Linked DNA regions of Mus musculus: all the other regions are linked to region 3. The links are chromatin loops, found by intact Hi-C in ENCODE. Cell type or tissue: heart. All regions are shown on one strand.

Region 1 (8,000 bases), 110 kb before region 3:
CTCCTCTTAAACAGTTGACACTTCAAGCATGTCTCCTCTGTCCTGGGTCCCATTGTTTACGTCTGTAATAGAGTGTGCTTCAGGGATGACTGTCTGGGGCAGAGGAGCACACGGTGTCACTTCTATTATGCTCAACGCTAACTACAGAGTGAAGGACCCCCTTCTCTGCAGCCTTGGAGGAAAGTAGGTACAGAATCCAACCTTGCATGGCCCTGTCAGCCTCTGCCCAAAGATCCAGCAACTGCCATGGTCTCCTATACCCAATCTGTGGAGACTGGGCTTTTTCTTTCTGCCTCACCTGCCCAGACCCTCCCACCCCAGAGAGCCAGGCTCCCTCTGAAGGCATCTCCAGAAGTCTGCCTGCCCAGCTCCATCAGTAGCTGCCCAGTGGATTGTCCAAGAGGGCTTCATTGCTCTCTGGACCCTCTGCCGTGGCAGAGAGTGAGCTGCCCTAGAGAGGCCTTGCCACTCGAAGCCCTTGGTGGGAATTGGAGGGGAGCGCCCATCTCTCTCCTTTTCTGTGCTCAGATCCCCCCAACTGTCATTAAAATAACAAGTTTCTGTTACAATCTAAACATCCCCACATCACATAAAGGGTTATATTACACCCGAGTCACTCCCGGCCCGTGTTTGCACAGAAAAGCTCACGGCAGGTCCCCCCTCCTGACGAAGTGACTTATTAAAGTTTAAACAGTAATTAACAGAACAATAAAAATAAAGGGATGTTTGGGGAGTCATAGCGCACACAGGGTTTTTGGCAGTGCCAGCAGTTTTTCAGTGCCCTGCGCTGGCAGCAAAATGAGAAGCCAGGGGGGACGAAGGACCGGCCAGGGTTGAGCCAGGGAGACTTGAGAAACTGAGGCCAGACTGGATAGGATGACGGTCTAGTTGTATCACAAAGGGTATAAAGAAGAAAGTGTGACAGCAGACAGCTGGAGGGAGGGTGAGTTCTGCCTGAGTGTAAGGCCAGCAGGGTTGGTGGACTGGCCCCCGCCTGGCCCCAGGCACTTCCGGGAGCCCAATGCCTGGTCATATCTAGCCAACTCCAGCAGGGACCTGGCACTAGGAGACCCTGGAGTTAATGATTCCTGGAACTGGACCCCTGCCACTTTTACCCAGTCAGGCAGGTACCCTCTTACTCTATCCCTAGCTCCAGTGGCAGGACACCGGGAGAACTCTCCTGAACGTATGCATAAGGACTCGTGGGGGGGGGGGTGAGAGCCTTCCTTAGACTGCTCTGGGGGAAGGAGACCAGCTATCCTATCTTAACTTGTACCAAGCTCCACCTAAAGCAAGCAAGAACCCAGAAAGCTAGCTCAGGGAGACCCCCCACTGTGAAGATTTGTGCCCAAGATCCGCAGGGAGCTCAAGAAAACCAGAGCATCCTGGGGCTAGCAGGGCCTCTCCTCATCCTTCTCCTCGCCTTGGCTCCTGAGCACAAGTTCTTCCACACAGGAAGCTCAGATCCATCCGTGGCTGTAGGGAAGAGCAGCGAGCCCAGCCAGGTAAAGGCACTAGGGAGATGAGGCCAGCACCTCAAAGCCTGAGGGGCCAGCCAGACAGGAGGAAGCTGGGATCCAAGCTGGCCAGGTGGCAGGCATCCTAGTACTGCTGAGCTGGCCCCTGCCTGACTTCTAAACCTAAGCTTCCTCCTGTTTCCCTTCTCCATACTTCCTGTGCCCTCTCCACTCGTGTGCCCACCCCAGCCTATTCCCCGATCTTCCCAGCCCAGCCCCCACAGCTTATCCTGCGGCCTGTCTGACACTGCCCACCACTGCCCTTCTTCTTCAAGGAGAGCCACTGCAGAGCCCAAATTCTCTCTTCACCGCAGCAAATTGATCCTAAAAGTAGATTTTGAGTACAGCATCCCCATTCACACATAGGCAGAGAGTGGTCTCCAGGATGCCAGGAGACCGTAAAGAGGCCCCTCTCCCCTCCTTGAGAAAAAGACACCCCCCCCCCACCTCCTGGGCTTTCCCATCTCCTCAGAGCACCAGCCTGACTAGGCCTTCCCCAAGAGCCTCCCTCTACCTGGGTGCCTGCCATCAGCAGCTCCAGGGCATCATTAAGCTCAGAAATAAGTCCCACCCTAAGGCCAGAGGCCCTTCTGGTCTCTGCTACAGGTCCCTGGGCTGGTCCTTCCACATCAAAAGGTCGAGTGTAGCAGGCATAGCTATGAGCCATCTGCACAGGTAAGAGGCGAAGCTGACGCCAGACTCTTTCTAACCTCCTATTTCCCGAGCTCTGGGTCCACGGAAGCTGAAGGACCCAAAAGGCAAGGGCTCTGTGTCTGGGCACAGGCAGAAGGGGATGGTGGGGCTTCAAAGATCTCAGTGCCACTTAGATGTCAGGTTCTAAGCCAACAGCTTTTCTCTCCCTCTTTTTGGGTAGAGCTCCCTGGGCCTTCGTTCCCCAACCCTTCCCCACTCCCAGTAACTCATAAGGGGGAGAGCAGAGGCTGGAGCAGACAGAGCTCAAAGAGGGCAGGTGATGGTCCCCCAGCCCTCAGCTGCTGCCCTCCATTGGCTGGCAAGGTGCTCACACTCCCTTACTGCTGGTGGACGCATCCTGAGTCACCCTGCCCCAGAGCTGTGCTGGGGGCGTGGGGGTGTGTGGCACCTCCAGGGTAGGGGAACACTGGTAGGGGACAAGGCAGAGAGTGTCTGGGTAGCACCAAGGAAGGCAGGCGGGGAAGAGCCCTTCTATTGAGTATGCTCTACAGTGGACAAGCTAGAACTGTTTCTAGAACCCTCAACCTGCTGTCTGCCCCCAGGGGCACAGGCATGGAGTGTCAGCTGGACAAGGAGATCTCTGATGGAGGGAAGCCATGTGCCCTCCCACACTAGAGAATAGCTACCAAGATGGAGGCTTTTTAGATCTGCACCAAACTTCAGAACTACAAGGCCAAGGCCTAAGGGGATTTTGCTGAAAGCCAGGGTCAGTCTCTGCCCAGGATCAGACAGAGCAAGGGACCCAATTTCTCTCTTGCCCAGAAGATACCAGGCCCCCTTCTGCTTAAGGGACCTTCCACAACCTTGGACACTAACTGTCCCTGAGTCTCTCCTTGGTCCCCGCAGAAGTTCCCTGCTGGGAGTATCAGGTCTCACACTCTTCCACCCCTCCAAGAACTGCAACAGCTCTAAGCAGAACTTCTGGGGTACAGGGTACAGGGTAGGAAGTCCAGCACCCTAGATCTACAAGGGCTCTGTCCTGGTTTATCCACTGACAATGACGAGACTGTGGAAGGGGCCTTCCTGTTGCCGGGACTGTGTTCCCACAATCCTTTGGGGCTGGCTGTGCTGTGGAAGGGAAGTAGGGCAAGAACTATCTAGGAATCAGGAAAAGGGCCTGGGACAGACAGAGCCTGGGTCATAGGCATAGCCCCAGAAGAGGTGAGGAGGCAGCTTGTGACAGTCGGCAGCACCTCCTCACCATCTCTGTGGCCTACTGCCTCAATCCCTTTACCGACAGTGAGGAGGACATGAGGGGACTAATTTAGGAGTATTTTTAAAACCGTGGCCCTGGTGGATGGGTTTAGCAGTTGTCAGCCATCTGGAATAAGGAATTACAATCACCCCTCCCTAATCCTATATTCCCTAAACCCTAAAGCTGGTTAGTGTGGGGATGAGGCAGCAGGTGGGTGTGGGGGGGTGCCTGTTCCAGAAAGGAGCCCCCGCCCCCCGCCTCACCCCGCCCCACCTAGGAGTACCCTCCCTCCCCCTTGGAGGGTGCCTGGGCCCCGGGGTGTGGGCTGAGGAGCCCAGTGTGTTTGGAGCCCACTCGGCTCCCCCACCGCTCACGCCTGCTCACTCCCCAGGCCTCGCTGGCTTGCGCAGGGGCCGTCAGGTAAATTAGATCTGAAAGCTGACAATTTCTGACCATATTTCCTTGATTATTTCAAACAAATGCACAGCAGCCGCTGTAAGGAGATTAAAGTGACATAAACGTCCCGAGTGGGAGGGGGGAGGGCAGAGGATTCAGGTCACCCCCATCCGTCCCCCGCCTGACAGACGCTATATCGCTATCCAATCCAATAAAAAATCCCCCCCTTTTGCTTTAATTAATTTTACAGCTAGCTTGCTTAATTACTTTCAATCAAAATCCTCCTGCCATCGCAAAATTAGAGATGGTTGAGCTCCATTAGCCTAAATTCTTCATTTCCATATAGAAAAGAGGCTGTCGACAGAGCCAGCCCGGGCCCCTGGCAGGACAGACACCCGTCTGCCCACCCGCCGCCAGACAGCCCACTCTGCCTTCCATTCTCCGGCTATGGCTGCCTTCTGCATGTCCCCTCATCCTTTCTACCATGACACCGTAGACTGAGGGTTCAGGTGGGGTGTCCTCACTGTCCCCTAGATCGTCCCCAGACTTCATGTGGAGGCATTGGGGCTAGGCTGAACTAGAGGCCAGGTAGACGTGGAGGTTTGCCTCTATGGAAAGAAACAGCTGATCCCAGGGTTCTCCCCTTACCAGCTGCCTCTCAACAGAGCTTCAGGCCCTGGCTACCCAGACTCCTAACTCTGGGCCCTCTGCCCTCCAAGGAGCTCTTGGCAGAGCAAGAACACTCCAACTCTTGGAGTTTAGCCTGTCCGTATAGACACTGGAACCAACATCACCCAGGGTTCCCTCTACCAACTCCTGGCTAGGGCTACTGCCCACTGCCAGAGCGACTGTAGGGCCAGCTGTCTCCGTGGCACAAGGCAGCACGGCAGCCCCCACAGACTAGCGGTGTCTTGCCCCCACCCCCACCCCCCCACCTCCCAGCCAGTTCCCAGTTTGCAGCAGCTGCTTCTCCTCCCCCAGCCTGGTTGGTGGGTGGTGGGTCTGGGCTCTGTCCACATCCTGTGCTCGGCTGGCCGGCTCCCTTCTCCTCCCTGCCACCTGCCTTATCCTCATAACCCCAACCCCAGCTCCTGAAACTCCACTTCAGGTTTTCTATGCTACAGCCCTGAGTGACACCACAGGGTCCAGCCCAACCTGGGATCCAGCTGATTAAGGATCTGCAACAGGATGTGGGGATTATAATAAAACCTGGCTCTGGACCTTCGGGGGCAGTAGGCCAAGCCTGGGCTCCAGGACTCCTCTCCCCTCCTCTCACTACCATGACCCCCAGCCAAGTTGTCAAGTGATGACAGTTCAGGGGGTCTACACAGTTCCAGCTAGACTCTGGGAAGTGAGCAAACGGGCTGGTGTCAAGGCGGACCTGGAGTAAGCCTGTCAGAATGGCAGGGTGGGGTGGGGAAAAGGAGTCAGTGATGTATGAAGTCTGCCTTGTACCCCCTAGCTCTTCTTGGGGTGGCAAACCAGCCTGATCTCCTTTAGAGAACCAATGTGACACTGGGACAGTGTGCCAGCACAGCTCCTGGGCAGAGGCAAACCAGTAAAGAAAAAGGTGCCCCGTGGGTTGTGTGAGACCCTTCCAGACAACAGGCCCTAGAGTTCGCCCTTGGCTACTGGTGTGGCTGTGGCCGTCTAACACCAGGATGTGAGGCCAGCTCCTGATGGATGAGCGGCTGAACTTGGAGCCTGCATCTTAGGACCCCCCCCCCCATCTGCTCCCCTCTGGTCCTCCTCTAATCCACACAGGTCCAAACAACCCTCCTTCTCAGATGCTTCTCCGAGCTTCTCAGATGCATCTTGAGTCCCTATTGGCACTGCTCAACCTGGCCCTCAGGATCCTAGAGGACCATCTGAAGTCTCTTGGGAAGCCTGTAGGCTAACAAGGACACACTGTGCGCCGCTTCCCAACCACCGAGAGAGAAGCAGCAACATGAGTGAGTTCAGGGGGCTCCTGGAGGTTACCTGATCCTGCTGAGTGACAGGCAAGGAAGGTGACACAAGGCTGCCCTGGTTCCTTTGCTTCCTGCACTGGGCCCATCACACGAGCCTGTATGTCTCTCTTACCTCCTTACCTGTGACTCATCACCCCAAGGACAGAGACAGAAGAGGCTGCACAGCCACAGTCTATGGGCATCCGCCCACTTCTTGCGGCTCTCTGTCCACTGAACTGGGGTGAGCTTCATTCCCACTTTACCCAGACCATCGTGCCTGGCCCAGCTGGGCAGAGGTGGAAGGGTAGATAAGAAAATAGGTTCTGAGTCCTAGAGACACCTACTGTGGGATGACACAGCTCAAACTCTCCTCCATGCCAGGTAGTACCGTGAGGCTACACAGTATACCCCAGGCCTCCAGAACACTGACCGCTACGCAGAGGGTCCAACCTCAATCCTAGGCCTGGCCTCCCTTCTCCTAGGCATCCTTCAGGGGCCCTAGTGACCATATCATTTGTGAGACGCCCTCTAGATCATCCCCTCCTCTGGTCCTCATCTCTGACCCCTGTTCTTGTTTGTAGGCCCTCTACAGTAACAACTCCTCCATCCACCTCATTTGACCAAGAGATCTACAGGACGGAACTACTGTTCAGCACAGTGTCTGTCCAATAAATATTTACTGAAATGAACACAGACCGCTAAGAGCTTCTTGCGTTGACTAGGGCTGAGCGGAGGACCCAGGGTGTGGCCTGACTTCTTAACCAGACCCTGCCTAGCTCTAAAAACCTTTCCTGCTTGCTGGGGTGGGGACTCCCTGGGTGGGACTCAATTGACACTGTGAGTGTCTTGCCCTCTTTAGCCCCAGGCTCACCTCCAAATGCCCTTCACAGGACTCTGCCCAGAGAACAAAGAAGGCCCCAGTTGTTCCTGCATTTCTCTGTAAGAGGAACAACTGTTGCTGGTCAGTCCTTTCTGAATAAACCCAGCAACTGTTTGCAGCGTAGAGCAATTTTCTCCCTCTGCCTTGTCCTTGTCCCAAAAAGGAGAAAAGGAGATTAAAAAAGAAAGATGGGGGAGAGCCCATACCAAGCCCCACAAACTCCCTACACCCGCTCTCAAGTCTGTCTGGAAATGTTATGAGCACAAAGAGCACAAGGACAGCCACCTGCTGTCCCTGACAACTGGGACAGCCGCAGCTAAGGGACAGGCTGTGAGATCAGGACCCAAAAAAAGGAGGTGAGAAAGTGGACGGTGGAGGGAGGCAAGGGGGGTTTGAAGAGGGACAACAGGAAAGATCAAAACCAAGAAGGTGTGGGGAGGGGGGCATCTGGCCAGGACCTGCAGGTACAGAGACCCATACAGCCCAGATGGCTCCTGAAAGTCAGGCAAAATGGAATGGAGGGGTGCTCTGTGGGACACTGGATGTGATGGGGGTGGTGAAGAGGGAGAGAAGAGGAGGACTGGAGAAGAGGGAACGAGGTCTATTAAAATCCTCTCAGTGCATAACACAAAATGTCAGGGTTTATAGCTTCATTCTTGGCTTTGCTGGGACTGAGAACCCTGAACAGAAATGTCACCGCTTGTCATGTTTAATCACCTGCTGTTTGTTAACACCTCCCCTGCAAGGAGCCTGTCTCAATCTGCCCCTGGGCCCCCAAGGGACCTGGAAACTGAAAACATCCAGGCTTCTTCTCAGGGGCTCTTAGCCCTGCCTCGGGTTCCCGGGAGCTCCTTCTGCCGCCATCTGTAGACTTGCAAGGAGTCCCAGGATGACCCTTCTTATCAAGAGGGTCATGACCCCACTGGCAGGAGCTGGCACGCTTGGCTTGGAAGAGCCTGGTCATCCATCGCCTGCCCTCCAGACTATCCCACCTGCTGCCTCCACCCAGAGCCTAGAGAAAGTCAGTCAAGGAAGGCCTGAACTTCACTGCTGCCAGCGTGACCATCAATGGCTACAGCACATCTATCTCATCTACCCTTATCCAAGCACACCGACTGTGGTTCTGGCTTGGTTCCCTCTCAGACCCCCTCCTTTCTGGGTTGTTTAGGAATGCCCATCCCTACTGCTTTGTAACTTCTCCCTCTTGGGCAGGGTAGATATCTGTAGTGCCAGGGTGGTTATGCCCCAAGTACCCTCCAGTCTCCCTAAGAACACTGCGATGCTCCCCACCTCCTAATTCATAATTTGGTCAAATCCGGCAAAGCACTCAGGTTCTCTCAAACCCACAC
Region 2 (8,000 bases), 74 kb before region 3:
TTATTTATTTAATTTTTTGGGTTCTTTCCACATAATTGCACCGCATCTCAGATCTTTAATAAATAATTTGTAGGTCCTGAACTGCACACGGCTTTGCTCTCTGCCACGAGAGAGCCTGCTTTAGCCAAAATATTTACCAATATTTAAAAGTCATTAGAGTCAGGAAGGAAGTGGGGAGTGGTACTGGGAGCAGCCTGACTTGGGGCTATGGTGTGTGCTACCAGCCCTGTCCTCCAGACCCATCTCTTGGTGGGAAGGTGAGAGGTGACTCCTGGTATAGGTCCTTGCCTGTCGCTCTCTGCTTGAGTAGACTGGCAGATGTTTCCTGGGAGCTTGGAGGAAAGGGTGGATGTATCTTGAAAGACACATCCTGGTTTATTGAGGCTAACGGGGCTGGTGGTGGAAGAGGCCTAGTTGGTACAGTGGCAGAGGCCTTTCGAACCCTTGGCTTCGGCTTCTTGTGATGGGCACTGCCGGCCGACCACCCTCCCCAGGGGAACTCAGCCAGACAACTTATTGCTGCCATCCTCCTGGCCATGGCTGTTACAGCTCCGCAGGAAGCATCCTTCTTGCCATCCCAAGGTAACGTTGAAGGAAGGCGAAGCTCTGGGGGTTTGGAAAGAAGACTTGGCCCATTTTAGAGACTTAAACGTCAGAGTTCTACTCCGGGCGGTGCCACCAGGGGACGGGATCGGTGTCAGGAGTGGCTTGGCTAAGACTCCTTTCTTTCCACGCATCCTGCCTAAATAGACCGGCCTTCCAGAGACTCCTGGCTCCAAGCCCCAAAGCTGGAGTGGCCACCGGTGCTGACAGCACCCCTGCCGCCACCATAGGCCGGCCTTGCTTTCACAGGTTTTTCCCAGCGGGGGCTGGATTTCTGCCCAGCCAGGAATGTGCTCCCAGGATGTCAATTCTAATCTCCCCAGCGCTCTGACAGAATTAAGCTCCAGTTTGTCCGACAACATCCCAAAGTTTCAGAAATCCAGGGCAGGCTTTCTAATCAGACTGCAGGACAAAGGTCTGGCCTGACCCTGTCACTTCCATTTATGCCTCCTGTCTGTCTGGGCCTCGGCCTTTGGGCAGCTTCCTCCAGCCTCTGCCCTGGCCAGCCTCCCCCTCCCCCAAGCCCCCTGTTTCTCCGCCCAGAACTTCCCCTACCCAAGCCGGCCAGCTAATCCCATTGCTCTACCATTCAAAGCCTAGGGATCCCTGTAAGGCGACCCTGCTGGCCCTCAGCCTATTGGCCCAGCCTTGCTAAGGCTCCCAGTGGTCAGCTTCCTAGAAGGGATCTCAGGCCTCGCTAGGCTCCACCGTGGCTCTGGGGAGAGGTGCTAAAGTCAGTCCACTGCTGTCTCCAGCCAACCCCATCGAAGGTTCATTTAACTGCCCCTAAGGCAGCCTTTGGCCATCCTGTTGGAAAGGTCTAGAAAGCCTGGGTCATCTGTCACATTTGGAGGCCCTATGAGGTAGAGACTTCTCTCCCTCCAACTCTGGTGGTCACTACGAGGCGACCAACTGCCTATGATAAGCAGAAGTAGCCTTGAACCCAGAGTAGGCAGGACCTGGGACCTGGATTCAGGCTTTTGGTTCTCTTGGATTGGGGTATCATGAGAGAATGTAGACAGGGCCTCCTCCTCTCTCCACACTCCTCATTCCCTTTCCATGTGGCTCATGGCTGGGTATGGAGTGCTCAAACCTGCCTCTGTACGCACAGGAAGTTACACAAACGGTTAGGAAAGGCAAAACCTATGAGGGGACAGATAGATGTGGGTGGGGGCCACAAATTAAACTTGCTTTGTGTTCATCAAAACCTTCATGGGGGCAGAGGGAGGAGTGTGGACACAGCCAAGCGGGCATCCAGGGGTACACCATCTGTGAGCCTCATGCTGGCCACCAAGCTGACCGGTGGCAAGGGTTCCCAGGCAGGGGCGGGAAACCGGTTATATGCTTGTGAAGAAAGAGGCTGAGGAAGAAGGAATAGAGATGCCACTGAAGACAGGAAGAATCCAGCACAGCCAGGAAGGAGGGGTTGTCTAAGAACTACATGTCCTACGTGACACAGATGTCAAAAAGGTTCTGAGGCCAGGAGGGGTGCACACCTTTAATCCCACTCAGGAGACAGAGGCAGGCGGATAGATCTCTATGAGTTCAAGGCCAGTCTGGTCTACAGAGTGAGTTCTATCTAGGACAGCCAGGGCTACATAGGGCGACCCTGTCTCAGAAGGAGGAGGAGGAAGAGGAGGAAGAAGAGAAGAAGGAGGAGGAGGGAGGAGGAGGAGGAGGAGGAGAAGGAAAAGGAAAAGGAGAAGGAAGAGAAGGAGAAGAAGAAGAAAAAGGAGAATGTTCTAGAACGCCACAAGTAGGCAGGGCCATGCCATAGCCTTTCTGCTTCTCCAGAGACTGGCCCTGAGCCTTCACCAGTTGGGCCAGTAGGTCCCGAGGGCAGATCTGCATGGCATGGATGATAGATAGGCTGGGCTGGCAGAGAATTGGGTAGTCCTATCTGAATGGCAGTGGGGAAGGCTGTGAACCTGTAATAAATCCTTTTTTTTTCTGGAACCACAGTAATTTCATCTAGTAACAGAGACGTCCATGAGGGTCTCTCCTGGAGAACAGATGAACAACTGCCCATCAGCACTTCACAGAACTCCACTGTAGTTTTCTCTGTTCCCCTCCCCTGCCTAGTGGGTTCCCTGACTCCCCCCAAACTCCCAACTTTGCCTCTGGGCCTTTCTCTTTTCCCCCTCTTTCCTTGGTTGCTGAGCCGGGGTGTTGGTGAGCTATTGTCCACGCCCCCTCCTCCTTTTTTTGCTATTTATCAGCAGATTGTGTGGAGCTGAGTGGTGTGAGCCTCGCCCTGCTAAATAAAGCTTTGGTATTTCTGATAAAGCCATCAAATTCCTTATCACACTGACACAAAGTGCATTTAAAGAGACAGACACCCTGTCCCTCCCTGTCCCCACCCGCTCCACTCAGTTCAGATTTCCAGCTGCTCTGACACCAAATGCGGCTCCTGAGGATGGAGGTGGGGGTGGGGAGACAGGGGACAGACCCAAACCCTTTTTAGATCCTGCTTCTCCCCAGTAGAGCTGCCGGCACCTCGAACCCAGGGCTGGCCCCAGGGTGTGGCACACCGCTTCCTGGCACCATACTGTAACCAGTGGAATACTGTCATTGGAAAACGCCCTGAACTAGGGGATGTCCTTGTAAACAGAACAATCCCGTGTGAGGACAACAGCTGACCGGGGGAGGAAGAGTCCCTGGAAGCTGTGTGCCTGTTTAGCAGCCCAAGCCCTGTGACCTGGGATTTTGTGCTTGTAGCCAAAACTGCGAAGAGGGGACAAGAGAGGATACTGAAGCCGCTTTAGCGCAGGGAGGATGAGGGCTATGTCCCTGTGGGACCTGACTGTTCAGCATATGCTCTCATTCACTGGGCAAAGCCCTGACTCCTGACACAGCCCCACAGGCCGATAGGCCTATCACGCCATTTGACAGATGAAGAAACCAAGGTTGGCCCAGTTCCACACAGCCGGGGGCAAAGTCAGCAGGGGCTCTGGCCTGTCTGGCTGACTCTCTTACCATGAGAGACGTTTCTCCCTTAATCAGTCCTGAGAGCTGACCCCCTGGGTCAGGCTCTGCCCACCTCCTCGGTTATGATTCTGGTCCCTGTGCCCCAGGGTCCTCTCCCACCTCCCCAGTCCTAGCTCAAGAGCTCAGGTCTTGCGCCCACACACAGCTTGCTGGGTGAAGAATCAAATTTATTATTTTTAATTATTTTGATTTATCAAACTAGCAGCTACAACCATATTAAACCAACTTGGCTTCTTGGCATGCAACAGAAACAGCTGCTCCAGGACTCCCCCAGACTCCAGAAAATACCCTGCCTGTCCTCTTGCTCCTCTAGAGGGCACCTCAGGCTCCTGATCCAGCATCCCCAAATGTGAGGGACACATGACCCCTGCTTTTGTTCTTCCCCTACCAAAAGAAGGTACAACCGGAAGTCATGGAGGGCCAGAGGACAACCAAGGAACAAGATGGGGCACAGTTTAACAGCTGTTAAGGAGTTTTGGGGTACAATCGCCCCCATCCCCTGGCTCAGAAGACCTTCTAGAGCCCTGACCCTCAGGGAGTGGTGTCTGGCTCAACTACAATCCCCTGCAGTTAGCATTGGTGAGCAGGGAGGAGGCCATCTTAGAGTCCGGGTACTGGAAAGGCAGTACCATACTACAGGTTTCTGTGGGACATCCAGATCTCCATGTACCTAGGGCATAAGAGGAGGCTGGTCCATTGTGTGTGTGTGTGTGCGCGCGCGCACGCGTGTGTGTGTGTGTGTGTGTGTGTGTGTGTGTGTGTGTGTGTGTGTGTTCTGATTGAGGCATGTGAAAATGGCCATGATGCACACTTCAAAATTCTAAGCAAAACTGTATATAAATTGTATGAGTGGAAGACACCATCTCTGGCATTTTTTTTTAAAGCCCATAGAAGATACTCATAGAAGAGCCAATTCTAATCTCCAGGGGGATGGCAGCTCTTGTCTCCTCAATGGGGTGAAGAGGCCACTCATGCAGAAAGTCACTGTAACCCTCTGGACTCTCTCACAGAATAGCTTCATGCCTAAGTAACAGGCTAGGGTCAGACCAGGAGCTATGCTACCACAGGTCCCCACTACATCACAACCTGGCCAAAGAGAGCCCCACTCTGGCTGTAAGTTCTGAGCTCTGATGGGCACCTCGAGGCGTGTTATCTAAACTCTCTGAGGTCGAGTTTCCTTATCTGTAAAGTGAGAGAGGACCTGTCTCAGAGGGCTATGGAGACGGGAGACAACGAGTGCAGGGCCCTAAGCAAAGTTGGTGCACAAATTCAGTGTGCAGAAAGTGACAGCAACCATCACTGTCACGGGCGCCTCAACCTCTTCCTGACTAGTATCTGATAAGGGAGTGCACCTGGGGCTGGCGGACAGAAGAGCTCACCTGGGAGAGCCCAGAGCTGTCTCAGGGAGGCCATCCTGCTGCCCACCTGCACAAATGGCTTCAGGAGGCAGGAAGGGGACACGAGAATGACACGGGCAGTCACAGTCGCCTATCAAAAAACTGTCCATTCCCTCTGCTTTCCCGGGGACTCATGCCCTAATATGGGCCCTGTAGCTTTATGGGTTATTTCGAGTTCAGTGATAATGACTCTAAGTAGTGCTTCTGCTGCTTCTAGAAACTGTCCCATGCGGGTAGAGGAGCAGAAGGACAGTTGGCAAAGAATGGGAAGGACACAGGAAGTAGAAGGTCACAGCACATGGAGAGAGGGGCACGGATGGGTGAGTTATGGGGGAAGAAGACACAGGGCTTGACCAGTGTCCCAAGGAGATTGGAGACTCAGCTAGACAGGCTACAAGGCAGACACCTGGCCACGCCCTCATGCCCACTGTCTCAGGATACCCTGGACAGACCAGCTACTCGCTCCCAAGGGAGGGGTTTAAGAACCAGACTAAGCACCAAGCCTATCTCTTCACTCATAACTCTAGTGAGGGGACCTTCTGCCTAACAGCCAAGCTGGGCCCAGGGGCCCCTCGGAGCCTTGATTTATTTACGGACTAATTATCTTTCTGTTCAACCTTGGCCCATGGAGTCCAGACTGCAGAGGGTTAACTAGACAGAGGGGCTGGCTCTGCTTTTGCTCTACCTCATGCTAGAACTCCTATCACCTACCTCCCCCACCCCCTGATCTTAGGAAAAAAAACCCATCAAAATAACTATTTTATGTCTCCAAATATGCAGATCATTTTCTTTAATGAAAGATGCTTGACGTCTCCGATCCAATTAATATGCAAATGCAGGAGAGGATTTATTTGTGACATTCTGTCTGGGTGAGAGAAAACAAAAAAGGCCTGTTAACCAAAACACTAATTGCTGTGACTGATTGTCACATATCATCATTTTCATAGGGTCCCCTCCATTCCCGGCTCTCAGGGAGCTTGAAACCAGGACGCACGCATGCCACGCAGGCATCAAGGAGAAACAGGGCAACTGGCTACCTGCCAGCGCATCCCCCTCATCACGAGACCCCGTGCTGGGCTAGATGAGGTGGAGGGTCCTTGTGGCTCTGGTCCTCCTTTGTCTGTCTGTCCCTGACCTCCTGCCGCACTGCACTGGTTCATCTCCCTTGCTAGACTGTACCTTAGGCCTTAGGTGCTCACTGGCAAATGTGGGGAGTGTGGGCTCCATCGTCTATACATCCGTCTATACGTCTCTCCAGTGGAATCACCATGTGGCCTCAGCCCAGCCAACCTTGAGCCTTGGTGAAAGGAAGTGAAAGCAGGCTTCTCTTAGGAGGTAGAGGTGGGCCCTCTGGGCCCTCTCAGTCACCAAGCCCTGCCTCTCTTGTCTTTCATATGGCTTGCCCTTCCTTCCTTCCTTCCTTCCTTCCTTCCTTCCTTCCTTCCTTCCTCCCTCCCTCCCTCCCTCCCTCCCTCCCTCCCTCCCTCCCTCCCTCCCTCCCTCCCTCCCTCCCTCCCTCTCTCTCTCTCTTTCTTTCTTCCTTCCTTTCTTTCTTTCTTTCTTTCGTTTTTCGAGACAGGGTTTCTCTGTGTAGCCCTGGCTGTCCTGGAACTCACTTTGTAGACCAGGCTGGCCTCGAACTCAGAAATCCGCCTGCCTCTGCCTCCCAAGTGCTGGGATTAAAGGCGTGCGCCACCACCGCCTGACTGGCTATTTCTTTTTTAACCTCAAGGTCATCTTGGAACCTTGATGTACACCACCCAGGGAAACCGAGGCACGGCATCCTCTCCTTCAGAAGACATAGAGAGACTCTGCGGAATCTCCTCAAGACTTGTAAATAACTGCTGAAGCCTCTTCCCTGGCCCTGCCCGATGTGGTCGACAAAGTGGGAGTTAAGTGGTCCCGCCCACCAGCTTCTTTGGGAAGCTTCCATTTTCCAAAAGACCTAGGGTTTCTGCTGTCTCCTGTGCTCTAGGGACTTGGGGGAAAGGAAGGGGGGCAGAAGAGTCTCCTGTTCCCAAAGGCCAAGGGGAAGTCGGAAGGAAAAGGCATACCTTGTTCAAGTGACCTAGGAAAGGCGAAGAACATTCTGGGTGCCACGTGGTTCCAAAGACAAGGCTAAGAGACAGTGCAAGCTCCCCTAGAGTAGCCTTGTCCCCACACAGGGGCCAGGACTGAGAGAGACAAGAGGATACCAGACTCGGGGCCTGGTACCTTGGGGGACTGGTCTCCAACTCTGGAGCTTGGGCATCTTGGGAGTCAAGGCCTCTTCTGGGCATAGTGGTACACACCTATACCCAAGCACTTGGGCTGTAACAAGACAATCACTGGCTCAAGGCCAGCCTGGGCTACAAAGCAAGTTGGAGGTTAGTCTGGACTACATAGAAAACAATACCCTGTTTCAGGAAACCGAAGAGAAGGCCTCTTCTCCTGTTCTGTCCCCCTCCATAGAACGCTTCCAACTTTCCAAAAAGGTGGAAAACTTGAGATTGGACAATCAGAGCACAAGGCTGAGCTGTCATGGAGGTCCTTGGGATTTGCCCTGAGTGTTGGGCTCTCTGTCTGGCTGGAAGTTACAAAAAACCCAACACAAGCAGGAAGTACGCATTGAGCACCACCATAGGTTGGTCCAAGGCTGTGTGTCTGCTACTACGAAATAACTAACTAACGAGGGCTGGAGGAAGATGGTGTCTTCCCTCTTGATTCCCATCCCAGAAGTACCTCAGCCCCTGTTCCAAGCCCAGCTGCTTCCCTCAGGCGACTCCACCAGGGCCTTGAGGAAGAGCTGGCGCCAGGGCAGCATGGGGCAGACACTCTCCCCCCCAAAAGGCCTGCCCCCGCACCCTGAGAACAGGCTCAGCAGGATGCCGAGCGGGGGTGCTTGGAAGCCTTCCGGGAAGAGTATAGCCCTGGCACCATTCCCGCCGGGAAGGAGGTGAGTTGGGTCTGCTACAATGTCTGCTGCTCACCTGACTCGCGCCCACGGCGGCTAAGCACCAATAGGGTGTGCGT
Region 3 (8,000 bases):
GGAGCCTGGGTCTTATTTTAATATTAAAAATGCATTAAATGGTTTTACCTACAACTTAGTCCCTAAGGATCATTACGAAATGCAATCGCTTTGTATCATATCTGTCAGCGTGATAAATATTGGAGCTAGAGAAGGTTTGCATTTTTTTTTCAGGATGTCACCAATCAAGATGGTTTTTTTTTCTGCCTTATTTTCTTAATTCACTGACTCCCCCTAACCATGACCACCACACACACACACACACACACACACACACACACACACCCTAAACTGAGAAGGAGAAAAAGTTGATATACTTTTAAACACCAACCACAGGTCAGTAATACTCTCAAAAAGCAAGAAAAAAGCTAGGAGTTAAAATTTTGGGGTGACAACTTCCCAAAAGAGGGAAAATTGCAGTATCCTATTAGCTTTGACTGAAAACCTTTTCCTTCTTCCCAGAGGCGAAATTCCCAAAAACAGATGGTCAGGATCTCAAAGAAAGTAAATATACCTCAACCCCCACAGGCAGAGAAATCTAACTTTGAACTTCTTTTTAAATTAAGGGGGGGGCAAGATAAACTATTAATAAGAATGAGAGATGGGTTGCGTTTTGTTTTTCTTATTCAAAAAAAATCATTAAGCACAAGGGGAGCAGATATAAAGGGGGAGGCGCCTATGTAACAGACTTTCCTATTTTTTTAAACAATAGTTTTTTTTTTTTCAGATTGGCCCCTTTGATCTTGAAAGAATTTTGCTCTTCTATGATGGGGGGGGGGAGGGCTCGGTGGTGAGATGATCCTGCTTTAAATGGTGACGCAACTTGGGGATCAAAGCCTTCTCTTTCTGTTAGCCATAATAAGCTGTACTTGCCACGAAGCGGGAGTCCCCCGGGCTCCTTTCCTTCGTCAGAAGGAAATAAAATGAGTTGATACTCAGAGCAAGACACGAAGGTGCAAAGTCTAAAAACAAAATAAAACAAAAAGGGCAAGGCGGAGGGGAAGAGGGAGGCACTGGCTCTTTAAACGTTTTAGTGCATATGGAGTTTGATTTCTGAAAGAGATCAGTTTAACATCTCCATAGAAACCAGCAACAGATTATCATCAACAGAATAAATAACTAGTCTAATAAATTAAACAGGAGGCATAAGATCGCTGGAAACCTGATTACTGAAGTTCAACAATATTCCCCATAAACCCTCGTTAACCGCCTCTAAGGTGGCTAACAAGATGGGGTGAGGGGGTGTCTTTCGGATACGCTAGGTTCCGTGAAGACTGACGCTGGACGCTGCCAGAGGTGGAAGAAAATTCCCCTTCTCGGTCCAGGAAAGGGTCTGGGAGTTGCAGTGAGGGGCGAAGCACAAAAAGCCAAAGTTTGGGAAGTGTGAAAGTGGTTCCAATTGCGCGATACAGTGCGGGGTGCAAGGACCGCCCGGGACGCACCGCTCGGCCGCCACTGGGGCTCAAGCTAAGAGCTTTGCGCTTGGGCGCGGATCTGCCCAGCGCCCCCTCCGGGCACGTGGAGTGCAGTCAGGGCGCAGCCCCGGGGGACCAACTATCCCCCGCCCCACGCCTGGCGCAGCTGCTCCTGCTCAGCCGGGACAGCTCCCTTTAGCATGGCGGCGTGTGTGTGTGTGTGTGTGTGTGTGTGTGTGTGTGTGTGTGTGTGTGTGTGTGTGTGTGTGTGTGTGTGTGTACGCGCGCGCGCTCTGGGCGGGGGGGGGGGGGTGGTCACCAACGTTACCAGACGATCTGTTTTCCAGTTCCCTTGTGCGCTCTCACCGCGCGCCCATACCAGCTTGGAGGCGGCCTAAATTTACCAACTTTGTCCGGAGACTACTTTACCCCATCCCACCCCCAACCTCTGTGACTGTATTAAGCGTTAGCTGGACAGATACACACACCGAGGGCCGCGCCCCCCACACTCCTTTGGAGAAGCGACGTACACGCTCAGTCTCCCCAACATTCTGCCAGGTTTAGGGGAGCTCCAGCTCGGAGGAGGGGTATTATCCCTGCTGGAACACATCTTCCACCCAGGCATCTACATCTTCACCCTTCCCAGCGTGACTGGATGGAGGTCCTCGCCGCACCCAGGCCGGCTTCGCAAGCCGAAGCTGAATCTGGAGAAACTTGTCTGCGGGGAGAAGCGGTCCCTGGCCTCACTCCTCTCCTCCCCCAGCTCGGGGACCCCGGTCGGGGAAGACTTGGAAGAAGAATCTGTGCCCACCCCCTAGAGAAAAATCTATTATTATGATCTTAATCTACGCCCCCAAAGTGTCCCTCCCGCTGTGATTGACGGCGCATACACCTGTTCCCCTCTCAGAGTAGAGTCCAAACGCTGGGGACAGACATTCGCTCAACCGCTTCTCGGCCGCCCAGCGCCCGCCCGCGCCCGGGCACCCCCGCCCGCAGCCCCAGTGCTCCCCTGGTCGAATCTCTCCACCCTAGGAGGCCGCCCCCTCCCCTCCCAGGCCTTGCTCCCCGGCTTCTCCCGCTCCGGGTCGCGCTGGCTTCGAAAAGAGAGAGAAAGAACAGAAAGCAAAACTTCCTGGCGGCCGACGGTCATCAGCTGCACATTCTGCAAATGCCACCGAGTAAAAATAAACCGGCCGCCGCTCCGCCCGGCCGGCTCACCCCGGGCGCACGACTCAGCCCCCTGTCCCGGGAGGTCCACGGCTGAGGGTCTGTCTGGCAGGGTCCCCTGATTCCCGCGCACCCCTCAGAGTCCCACTCCGTCAGTTACCACTTGACGCTCCTGTATAGTGAAGGTCGACCCAAGAGTCCTGGTGGCCCAGTCATCTCCCCTTCACTGTCCCCTGTGCCCCTACATGCTCCTGTCCTCTGCCAGGAGCCGATTTCAGCCCCATGTCCTCTCCACACGCTAAACCCCCGAGGTCCTCCTCAGCCCACCTAGGGTCACAGACCCCGTCCAATCCTCTCCTATCCCTAGAGAGAGCCCCCACCTCCGGCGCCGGAGCTCACCGCTCCACCCGCAATCGGGCCTGCCAACCCAGCGTCCCAAGTCCCCGGGCGCAACTTCTCTCTCCGCGCACACAGTAGCCGCCACAACTCCCCCGGAACTTTTCCCCAGATCCAGGGCGAGCTTCAGCCGACAGCAGAGCGGTCGGAGCCAGTACCCAGCGTTGCGAGCCGGAGCCCGGGGGGGGACTCGGGGGTAGGGGGAAAGAGTAAGAAGCGCCACTTGCCGCGCTTGGAGCGGCGCACTTGAGATAAACTTCCCAGGCACAGATAGAAAAGGGGGCGCCGCTCCCCAGATCCCAGAACCCTCTTGCCTTCATTTTCCCACCCGGAGCTCCCCTTGGCACCCTGCGCCTACGCGAACACTGCCTACCTCTGCTGGCAGAACATACACCCCGGTGTCGGGGCACAAGAGCCGGCTAGAGGAGATCCCCACCCACCCCTTCCCTTGGGCAAAGTCTTGCAAAGTCACCCCAGGAGCCCCTCACCCCTGCCTCCTTCTCTCCTCCAGACAGCTCACGACCCCCCTGCAGCAGGAGGGGGCGTGGGAGAAGGAACGATCACCCAGTATTGGCAAGCACCTGCGCCCCCAGCCCACTGCGCGGAAAGCGCCCCCACCCTAGTTGCAAAGTCCTGTACTCGTGCCTGGCACCTCCCCCTCTTCTCCCCTACCCCGCCGACCCCTCAGTTGGAGTAAGTGACCCCCAGGAGCTGCAGCCCTCCCTCCACTGGAGCGGCTCGCCGGGCATTCCCCTGGTCACTGCGGGCGCCGCGCCGCCCCGCGCCGGGGTGCCAGCCCTCTGTGCCCCCTACCTCCCGTACAGCCGGAGTTGGGTGGCAGCCGCCGCTCGCAGGCTGGCTGGCTCGGTCGTTCGCTCGTTCGCCCGCTCCCAGCTGCAAGCGGCAACCCCGGGGGTAGTGAACTGCACCGGGACAAGGGTGAAACCTGGAGGCGCCCCAATAGGCCCGCAGAGGTGGAGGGCTTGAAGGGGCCGCGGTGGAAGGAGCGCCGAGTCTCTTACCTGCACTTGGGGCGGCTTTGGGTGACTTTCCAAGTCCGGGGAAAAATGTGTGTGTGTTTGGGATGGAGCGCCGCGGGCGCGCATGCGCGACCGAAGTTGCCGGATCCCGGATTTTTCGCTCCCAGTCTCCGCTCTCGCCCGCTGTGATTATGGAATTCTCCGCGGCCGAACGGGCGAGTGGGTGGCATGCAAAACCCGGGCCGGATCGCGGGGCTGGGCTCCGCTCCACCCTCACACCCCCAGACCTTCCCCTCTAGCATTCTTCCCACCCACCGCCAAGGCTGGGCTCCGCGTGCGCGCGCGGCGAGATCGGCCAGCGAAGCAGAATCAGAGCGCGCTGCTCCCTTGTGCGGTTCCGGAAGGTTTCTACACCCTCTGAATGGAGTTGAGACTGGGACAGAAGAAAGGGACAAGGGTGCGTTACTTTCCAGCTATTCTGAACCCTTTGACACCCCGAGTTTGGTTCCCACTTTTTCAATGAAAATTGGCTCTCTTTTTTGCAAGCCAGACTGTTAGAAGAGTCGAATGAAATCTTCCCTGTTTGATATTTTCTTTGCTCTTACTCTCTGCAAAGGGGAGTTTTCATTCAGCCCCTTATGCAAGAAATAAATCCTTAAGTGAGCAAGACAGGCCACGCAGAACAACCTTACTCTATGCGTGGGAGGAGGGCAAATCATGTGCATTAAAACGAGAATGCTGCAAAGTGAAAGATCCACGGAGAAAGCAGAGTGTCTTGGGGGAGACGATCCCTTGGCCTGGAGATGGGAGGTGACAGCCGTTTTCATCTCCCCTGAAGGACACTTTGCATCCTTGCAATACCCTAGCAGGGCCTCTTAGCTGTCTACGCGGGTCACCGGTCCTCTGGCCCTAACACCTGGTCCTTCCTCTCCCAGTCAGGCTACCACACCCCAGCATAGACTCAGCGATGATACCCATTTTGTTCCTACTGCAGAATTCAGGATGGAAATTCAGGAAGTGAGACCAAAAAAAAAAAAAAAAAAAAATCAAAGGCGAAGGACCCCCAGGCAAGATGAGTTAGAAACTGACCGCTGTAATAGGCAAATTATTAATTGCATAAATAAGCAAAAGTGCAAAGCATAATCCAACTTCGAGGTGCACTTTACACAGTGAGTTCTGCTCAGAGAAAATGCCGCCCACAATGCCCAGCCCTGCTGGGGACTGGGGCCTACTGGAAAGCTTTTGCTCTGCTTCATGACCCTACTGTCTTGCCTGGCCAGCGCTAGGACAGTCGCCTGCTGGGATGTGTTCCCTGCCCTGCTGTGAGCTCAAAGTTCATTGGTCCAGAGGCAAATGACCAGAGTCTGAGGCTCTCTGGCCCTGAGGTGGTAGAGTTCCTAAATAAAACCTCTGGGTCAGTGCTGTGAGGTGTCACACACTCCTCAGATGCTATGGTAAGTGACAGCTGTGTCACACTTGTAGGAAAATAAACTGGAGCAAAACAAAAACATACACAACAACAACAACAAATCCAGACCTCACTACTCAGATTTGACAGCCCACGAAGAGCAGATTTGGGGGTTTGGACAACCCCAAATCCACCAGTTCATCTTGGTCTCTTCCCTCCTTATTCCAAGAATTAACAGAAGTCATCTGCAGCCGCAACAGACTGTGGCCTACGTCTCCCCTTCCATCTCCCATCCTTAGCTCCCAGGCTTCAGACTCATCCAAGTATTTCTGAGATACTTGAACCTGGTGACTCAGGAGAACACATGCCCTCCCCACCCCAATGCCCCCCTCCCCCAGAGATCTCAAGCTCAATCCTGCCAGCCCACACGGAGAGAAACTGAGTCACTGTCATCCGAGAGGTGACAAAGTAGGCCTGCTCACCACTGCAGCAGCAGCCAACAACTTGAGCTACAGGGACAGACCACCAGCCACTCACCAACTGGGTGACCTTGAATGAGACATTTGACCTCTGTACCTCAGTTATCCCAACAGAGAAATGGGGCTGATAACAGTATTGCTGTCTGGGAGCGTTGCAAGACTAACGTAGGTTAATGCAGGAAAAGGGCTTGGGCCAAGATATTGATCTGTAAGTGCCAGTAACTGTCCTTGTTCCTGGGGACATCCAGTACCCCTCCTTCCTTCAAGTCCTCTCCCCATCCCTTCTTGTCCTCTGTCTAGTTTCCTTTTGTTATGTTTATTTGGAGTAATCCTTTGCTCATTCATTCACTGAGTATGTATTTTCTAAGCCCAACACTCCACAGTGGGAGACAGAACTGAATTAGACAATGAACAAGGCCTGGCCAGGAAGGGGATGGTGACAGATTTCTTTCTACATCATTATCAGACCCACCTCCATTCCTAGTATTAGGCTCAACCCCTTTTCCCACTAGAATTGTCCATACCACATACACATATTCCATTCCACCTTCCCCTCAACATCACAAGCCTATCTCTCCCACTAAATGTTCATTAACCCACTTATTCTTCACTCCACTTTTGTTCTCAGGAGCTCTACAACCCTCTCCTAATGGGTTCCTCAATGGGAACCTTGCCCGTGTGAGTGACTAACGTCTTAGACAGGCTGAAGGGCAGAGAAGGCTCCTGTTGGACCCCAACATCTTCCCACGCCTAACTCAACAGAGGGGAAAAAAAAATATATATATATATATATGGCTAGGGGACTTCCATTCACCAGGTCCTGTCATTTCCTCCTGCCATAGTTCTTGGCCTTTCTCTGTTACTTTATCCTGTTTGTGGATATACAATGAGTTTGCTTGTACATTGATTGATTCCTGTTTCCTTTCTGGCTGCCCCTGCTGGAGTGGAAGCATCCTGCAAACAGGGACATGGTGGCTCTTGGTGTCCCGGGTACCTATGACAGTGCTTGGACTATAATAAGCCCTCACTGGAATCAAGGTGTCTTGAAGTGTCTACCCTAGGGAAGAATGGCCAGAAAGAGCCCAGACAAGTGACAATTGACTTAGTACAGCCTAGGAGACACCAGGTAGATGAGTGATCTTACCTGGGTTTCTACTCTCTGGCATTTTGCTGGGTCCTGGGGTGGGGGTTGGGGGGGGAGGATGGAGGTGTCTCTAGAGGCTTGTATCTTAGCAGAGAAAGGTAGACAGTCTCCTGCCTCTGTGTGGAATGCTTGTAGTCGAGAGCCTATCTCATTTCTAAGTCTCTAGGGAGACGTCCCCCATACACACACTGCCCCCACTGAATGCAGACAGTGTCGTTATCTCTGGAGCTCAGGAGCCAAATACTGTGTCTGAATAATTGATTATGAAACAAACAAATTTAAGCCAGCCTCTATTGCTATGATTAGGAAAGCCTTGGAAGATACCCCAGCTTAGCTCGCCTCCTGGTTTTTTGGTTCCTAATCCTCCTTAAGGACTGAAAGCAAAACCTGACCTTACATCAGTAGCCCGTGTTTATGGAATGGTTACTATGTATGTGTCACGGAGCACTTGGGTTGGCTCAGCCTCCCCACACAACATCAGGAAGAGGTAGTTACACTGATGAACATAATACCCATTATACAGATGGGGATGCAAAGAACAACTTCCCCAAGACTGAGGTAGACAGTCTGAGTCCCTCAGGACCAGCTACACTGGCAACAAGAGCATCAGAAGGAGATGAAGCTAGGTATGAGGATGTACTGGACGAGAAGAACATGGCCGTCTCTCCATGTGTGCTTCAATTGTTTATGTGCCCTGGTTGGTCTGTATTTCTCTTTTACCCTAGGCTGGCCTTGAACTCAAGATCCTTTTGATTCAGCCTCCCAAGTTCTAGGGTCAGGGTGTGCACTGCCAGATCTGGCTCCTTTACATCCTGTCACAATCTAAATAACAAACAAACCCCCTAAACTATGACAAAGTATTTTCTACACAGCAGGCAGTCAATAAAAAGGGGGGAGTCATATCATATTTTTGTTCCCCATTTTGCCTGGGCTATTCTATGCCTCGAGGTTCTCCTCGGGTAGGGGTTAGTTTGGGGGTTCGTTGTGTCTCAAGGAGCTGCTGTCCCAGTAGGTACTCAATAGACGCCTAGT

The links. Hi-C counts contacts between places; a loop is a spot of excess contacts. Peaks named below come from ENCODE experiments on the same cell type or tissue, not always from the same donor. Only the 100,000 strongest peaks of a DNase experiment are listed, where the experiment ranks them.
Region 1: it touches region 3 in a loop (5-fold over the local background); 19 of 42 quality-filtered maps call a loop at or near these places.
Region 2: a loop joins it to region 3, with 3 times the contacts of the local background. A loop is called at or near these places in 5 of 42 quality-filtered maps.

What each region holds. Positions count from the first base shown.
Region 1 is chr4:148,911,971-148,919,970 of GRCm38, reverse strand. The region is part of intron 4 of Casz1 (castor zinc finger 1); the gene reads right to left. Gm15969 (a long non-coding RNA gene) reads left to right here and starts at 2,117. Exons shown (of 3, transcript XR_003955174.1): 1 at 2,117-2,192; 2 at 5,587-5,774; 3 at 6,353-6,401. In heart, no CTCF peak of the experiment used is centred here; a DNase peak (open chromatin) is centred at 4,940; H3K4me3 peaks cover 459 bases; H3K27ac peaks cover 7,095 bases.
Region 2 is chr4:148,874,280-148,882,279 of GRCm38, reverse strand. The region is part of intron 2 of Casz1 (castor zinc finger 1); the gene reads right to left. Among named protein-coding and RNA genes, the nearest start is that of Gm42352, 6.7 kb to the right of the region's middle. In heart, CTCF peaks have their summits at 682 (motif pointing right) and 3,896 (motif pointing right); DNase peaks (open chromatin) are centred at 309, 739, 1,139, 3,219 and 1 weaker place; H3K4me3 peaks cover 1,544 bases; H3K27ac peaks cover 7,321 bases.
Region 3 is chr4:148,800,494-148,808,493 of GRCm38, reverse strand. Casz1 (castor zinc finger 1) reads right to left here and starts at 4,102. Exons shown (of 21, transcript NM_001159344.1): 1 at 3,980-4,102. In heart, CTCF peaks have their summits at 1,478 (motif pointing left) and 4,327; DNase peaks (open chromatin) are centred at 1,963, 2,323, 2,523, 4,203 and 2 weaker places; H3K4me3 peaks cover 4,251 bases; H3K27ac peaks cover 4,514 bases; H3K27me3 peaks cover 653 bases.